Regions from separate parts of the Homo sapiens genome. Here region 1 is linked to region 2. Evidence: read pairs that join two places in POLR2A ChIA-PET (ENCODE). Cell type or tissue: A673. All regions are shown on one strand. Links, peaks and the distances in the headings refer to the core of each region. The heading gives the core; the rest is flanking DNA. Region 1 overlaps HS2ST1 (heparan sulfate 2-O-sulfotransferase 1). Region 2 has its middle 68 kb from the start of SELENOF.

What was found. ChIA-PET counts read pairs that join two places held together with the same protein. Peaks named below come from ENCODE experiments on the same cell type or tissue, not always from the same donor. Only the 100,000 strongest peaks of a DNase experiment are listed, where the experiment ranks them.
Region 1: POLR2A ChIA-PET joins it to region 2 with 5 read pairs; 10 of 35 experiments call an interaction of 5 or more read pairs at or near these places.

The regions. Positions count from the first base shown.
Region 1 is chr1:86,919,755-86,922,679 of GRCh38, forward strand. The region is part of intron 1 of HS2ST1 (heparan sulfate 2-O-sulfotransferase 1); the gene reads left to right. Among named protein-coding and RNA genes, the nearest start is that of HS2ST1, 6.6 kb to the left of the region's middle. In A673, for the core only: no CTCF peak of the experiment used is centred there; no DNase peak of the experiment used is centred there.
Region 2 is chr1:86,844,859-86,847,783 of GRCh38, forward strand. No RefSeq gene overlaps it. Among named protein-coding and RNA genes, the nearest start is that of SELENOF, 68 kb to the right of the region's middle. In A673, for the core only: no CTCF peak of the experiment used is centred there; a DNase peak (open chromatin) is centred at 1,563; H3K27ac peaks cover 1,426 bases.

The sequences.
Region 1 (2,925 bases), core at 256-2,755, 75 kb after region 2:
GTGGACTTTTTTTTGTTTTTAGTAACATAACGTGCAGATTGTGAGTTAAATTTAGGAGATAAGCTTATTACCTGTGAAAAAGAGAAGTTTTTCAACTTCAAATGAAGTTAATACTTCATTGTATTAAAATGTAGACTTAATTTTCTAGTGAGAAATGGAAAAGGACAGGGAATCCAAATGAAAACTATTTAACTGTGACTCGTTACTATAAAATGTCAGAATTTGTGGCTGGTAAAAAGTAGTTCTTCCCGAATTTCAAGAGCGCACTTGTTGCTAATATTGACTGGTCGAACAGTGCAGTGAAATATTTTCTCACATAAGTGATAGAACTATGTGCTTGGTAACTTTATTTTCTATAGGGTTTTAGCATTGTAAATAATATTTGTTGACTGTATTCTTACATCTCTATATGGATTTATGAGCACATTAGGAATAATCTTTTACATGGGGAAAATAATTGAGAATGGATTATGTAATCATCCATTGGTGAGAATTAATGTTAGTCATTATGTTCTTAAAACTCTACTAGACTAAACAACTAATTCCAGGGCCAAGGTTGAGACTGCTTTTTGGAATTTGGTAGTTTTTACAAGTAAGTTCCTGAAACCATGCAGCAATACCTGTAAGATGTTCCAGAGAATGCTAGATTTCCTCACTTCTGAAATCATTTGGAAAACCTCATAGTAGCTACTGTTTTGAGGACTTTGGGTTAATAGGAATACAGTTATTCTAGAATTGGTAATTGGTGCCTCACTTAGTCTTGAATAGGATGTCTAGTGCCATGGAGTAGTCACCTGAAATAGTTGATCTCAATTAAGATAATTCCAGGATGTCTGTCCACCACTCTGGTAGGCCTTCTAATAGCTTTTTGGCACTTAGAGAAATTGAAATAATAATGAATGTTCAAAGATTGCTCTCCAGAAGACCATTTTTGAAGGATGTACTTATAGATGAACTTCATAATCATGGTTCACTATAGCCTAGTTATTTTTAAGATCTACCCACCTACCAGTACCTGTACTTACGTATTCTGCCTTTCTGCCTGTTAACAATAGATGGTAACTGTCAGTGCTCCTGTTCGGTCATTTGTGCACCTGATTCTGTTGCCTCACTTACCTAAAGACATGGTTCCCGAAGCTTTCCCTCATTCTCCTGTCACAATGTATTCTTGAAAATTGCTAAGAGAGTGGATTTTAAGTGTTTTCACCATACCAAAAAAAAAAGTATGTGAGGTAATGCATGTTGTCTTAATTAGCTTGATTTAGCCATCCATGATATATACATGTTTTAAAACATGTTGTACATGATAAATATATACAGTTTTGTCAATTACAAATAAAAAAAAACTATCTTGGTAAATGTTCCAGGTGAACGTGAAAAATATGTATTCTGTTGTTATTGGCTGAAGTATGCTGTAGATGTCGGTTGGTAGTATTGTTATGGTGTTTTGTATTCTTGATTTTTTTCTGCCTCTTCATCAGTTATGGAGAGGGGTTTTGAAATCTTTGATAATTGTGGATTTGTCTGTTTTTCTTGTAGTTATGTCACTTTTTGCTTCATGTATTTTGAAGTGCTGTGATTAAGTATATGCACATTTAGGCTGTCATGTCTTCTTGATGGACCAACCCTTTTTTTTATACAAGATACCATCTTTATCCTTGGTAATATTCTTTGCTCTGAAACCTACTGCTGTGGTGTTAATGTCTCCCCCAAAATTCACATGTTGGAAACTTAATCTCCGATGCAACAGTATTGGGGCGGGAGGTGGAGGGTGTTTAGGTGATGAGGGCTCTCCCCTCATAACTGTATTAATACTGTTATAAAAGAGCTTGTGGCAGTGTGTTCTCTTTTTTCTACGTAAGAAGACAGCATTTGTCCCCCTTTTGCCATTTCTACCCCCAACCATGTGAGGATGCCACAAGAAGTCCCTCAACAGATGCTGGTGTCTTGATTTTGGACTTCTCAGTTTCCAGAACTGTGAAGAAATACATTTCTGTTTTCTATAAATTACCCAGTCTCAGGTATTTTGTTATAGTACCACACAATGGACTATGATACTTACTTTGTCTAATACTAATACAGACACTTCAGTTTTCTTTTGATTAGTGTCAGGTGGTATATCTTTTCCCATCCTGTTAATATTAACCTACTTGTGTATTTATATTTAAAGTGGATTTTTGGTAGACAGCATCTAATCTTTCATCTAATTTCACAATCTCTTTTGTTAATGGAATGTTTAGAACACTTAATGTGATTATTGATGTGGTTGGGTTTAAATTCGTGAGTTGCTATTTGTTTTCTGTTTATCTTAACTGTTCTGTGATTCCTTTTTTTCTGTTGTCTTTAGGATTAAAGGGGTATTTTTAAATTCCATTTTTTAATTTGATGACTTACTAGCAGTGCTCTTTGTTGTTGTTTTTTTTTTAAGTGGTTGCTTAAGGGTTTATGGTATACATGATAGAATTTCATGTGTAGTATAAGAACCTTAATATATTACCACTTTTTTCTGGGTTCTTGCTATCGTCATTATACATTTTACTTCTATACATGAGTCCTACAATACATTATTATTTTTGCTTTAACTTATATTTTAAAAATATATAAAATGTTTAAAAATTTTTTAAAAATTTGCTGACATATTTACCATTCCCAGTGTTCTTCATTTTGTGTGTGTGTGTGTGTGTGTGTGTGTATGCAGATTTTCATGTGGTACCATTTTTTTCACTCTGAAGAATTTCTTTTAACATTACTTACACTTAAAAATATACTGGTGATGAATTCTTTTCATTTTGTGTGTCTGAAAAAGTCTTTATTTGCTATAGTGTTTGAAGGATATTTTTGTTGGGTATAGAATTCTAAGCTGACATTTTTGTTGTTTCAGTACTTTAAAGATATTGCTTCATTGTCTTCTGGCTTGCATTGTTT
Region 2 (2,925 bases), core at 253-2,752:
ATTTAGAAACAAATGTATAAGTGAACTTCTGGGGTAGCCTGTTTTACATATTAAAAGTAAGTCATGCGGCCGGGTACAGTGGCTCACGCCTGTAATCCCAGTACTTTGGAGGCTGAGGTGGGCAGATCACCTGAGGTCAGGAGTTTGAAACCAGCTTGGCCAACATGGTGAAACTCCCTCTCTACAAAAACACAAAAATTAGCTGGGCATGATGGTGGGTGCCTGTAGTCCCAGCTACTTGGGAGGCTGAAGTGGGAGAATCACTTGAACCCTGGAGGCGGAGGTTGCAGTGAGCCAAGATGGTGTCACTGCACTCCAGCTTGGGCAACAGAGCGAGACTCCTTCTCAAAAAAAAAAAAAAAAAAGGATATCATGTTGGGTGACTTAGGACCCTGAACTCGAATTCAGGAAGGATTACTGATGTATTCTGCAGAGGTTAAGTGGTACACAAAACACCCTATAAATGGGTCCTGTCCTTAGAGTCTTGGACAAGAAGACCTGGTTTCTGAGAACAGCTCTGTTATTAAAAAGACATACGGCTTAGTCTATAAAGTTTTTTGGCCACGATGGTATTTAAAAAGCTTTCAGTTGTAGGTGCCTTCATATGGGGTATGCATCTTCTCTTTGCCAGAGTCCCCACACTACCTATTAATTATATCTGACTTTCATTTTACCTACCTGGCCTAGTCCCTGCTACCATTTGAATTTCTGACACTTGACAGGAGGAGGGACAATGACATTAACCCTGGGACAACTGCAGCATTCCGGGGGTAGGTACAGGAGTAAGAAGTAATCAGTGAAGAAAGATAGAAGGTCACTAGGAAAAAAATGCTGTTTTGGAAACAAAAGGTCTTTCAATACAGAGGTGATATTGGTACAGAAACTTCAAATAGAGGCCAGGCACAGTGGCTCATTCCTGTAATCCCAGCACTTCAGGAGGCTGAGGTGGGTGGATCACCTGAGGTCAGGAGGTTGAGGCCAGCCTGGCCAACATGGTGAAGCCCCATCTCTACTAAAAATACAAAAAATTAGCCGGGTGTGGTGGCACGTGCCTGTAATCCCAGCTACTCGGGAGGCTGAGGCAGGAAAATCGCTTCAATCTGGGAGGTGGAGGTTGCGGTGAGCCGAGATCACGTCATTGCACTCCATCCTGGGCAACAAGAGCGAGACTCCGTCTTAAATGAAAACAAAACAAAACAAAAAACAACAACAACTAAAAGAAAGTTCAAATAGAATAAGAACAAAGCGTTGGCAATTAGGAGATTACTGGTAGTGAAGGAAAGTTTCAGTGGTACAGTTGGGACAAAAACCAGATTGAAATCATGTTAAGCAATGTGAGAGGTTCAAATACGACTAATAACTAGTGTAACTTTGACTATAAAGTCATGATTCAGACTTGGAATCCAGCCCTCCCACTGATATGTAGCAATCATCACCAAGCTAATGCATTTCCAGAAAAAATAAACTTTCAGTGATGAATCTTAGCTACATTATCATACTGACTCAGGTTGATAGAAGGATCTTAATGGGGTCACTGGGGAATATAAATGAGATGCCAAGTAGAAAACATGTTAATTTCTTGGCACAAGGAAGCCCGAGGTGTTCTGGAAGCCACTAATGCATTTTACATGATTGCTTAATTTCAGGAAATCCTGACTCACTGCCTCTATAGGGTAAGAAGCAAAGGCTGGTCTCAATTTACAATCCTACAAACCAGCTTTGAGTAGAGCTTAGATTATTCCTGGCATCAATATGTCTGCTCAGTGCCTATTTTAATTTGAAAATGTTTTGGTATATGTATATTCTATTTTCTTTGAGAAAAAGCAGGCTTCATTTGGAATGTTCTGAAAACCATTGTGACTAAATAGGTAAGGTAACACCTCCTCACTTAACTTTTGAATGGACATGGAGTGGCGTCATCATATCTACAGTCAGACCACTGAGCCATTGAAAAATGGTCCAGGTGAAGCTTGAATAAAGAAAAATAAGACGAAAGTTAGAACTAGCTTGCTAGCATTGGGTAATGAAAGAAGCAGAATGATACTCATAATGTCACTGAAAATGCACCCATTTTATTATTTAATGTTCCTGATAATGCGTTCATAGTAGTTATTATTAACCCTACTTCATATAGGCGAATAACATGAAAAGGAATAATTAGACAATTTAGCTAAAGTCACACGGTAAACCAGTGAAGATCCAGGGTTAGAATTCAAATAGGATCAGTGTCACTCCAGATTTGTCCTCCATCTACTCCCTCTCCTACCTTCCTCAGCAACAATTCCAAACCTTCCTTACAAGCCCATCACGCAACACTTAGCTGCTCTCTCAAATCCTGATGAATGGCCTTGTGTCCCACTTGGCTGAGAAAGCTGAGATCCTTTCCTTTCTGTGTTATCTGATTGTGTGCATTCCTACCCATCCTCATCTCTTTTCCCCTAGGCTCTCTTCCTTCCATGTGAAGCCAAGCACCCATGTGTTTGACCCATTGCCTCTCCCACACACCTTTTTTTTTTTGAGATGTAGTCTCTCCCTGTCACCCAGGCTAGAGTGCAGTGGCGCAATCTCGGCTCACTGCAACCTCCGCCTCCCAGGTTCAAGCAATTCTCCTGCCTCAGCCTCCCAAGTAGCTGGAACTACAGGCGCACACCACTGCACCTGGCTAATTTTTGTATTTTTAGTTGAGACAGGGTTTCACCATGTTGGCCAGGCTGGTCTTGAACTCCTGACCTCGTGATCTGCTCACCTCAGCCTCCCAAAGTGCTGGGATTACAGGTGGGACCCACCGTGCCTGGCCTCCTACACACTTTTATTTCCCCTTCTTAACTGGTATCTTCCCCTCAGCTTATCAATATCTTGAGTTTTTCCCAGGTTAAAAAGCTCTTCCTTTGATTGTCAAAGCCAATCTAGCTGTTCCCTGTCTTA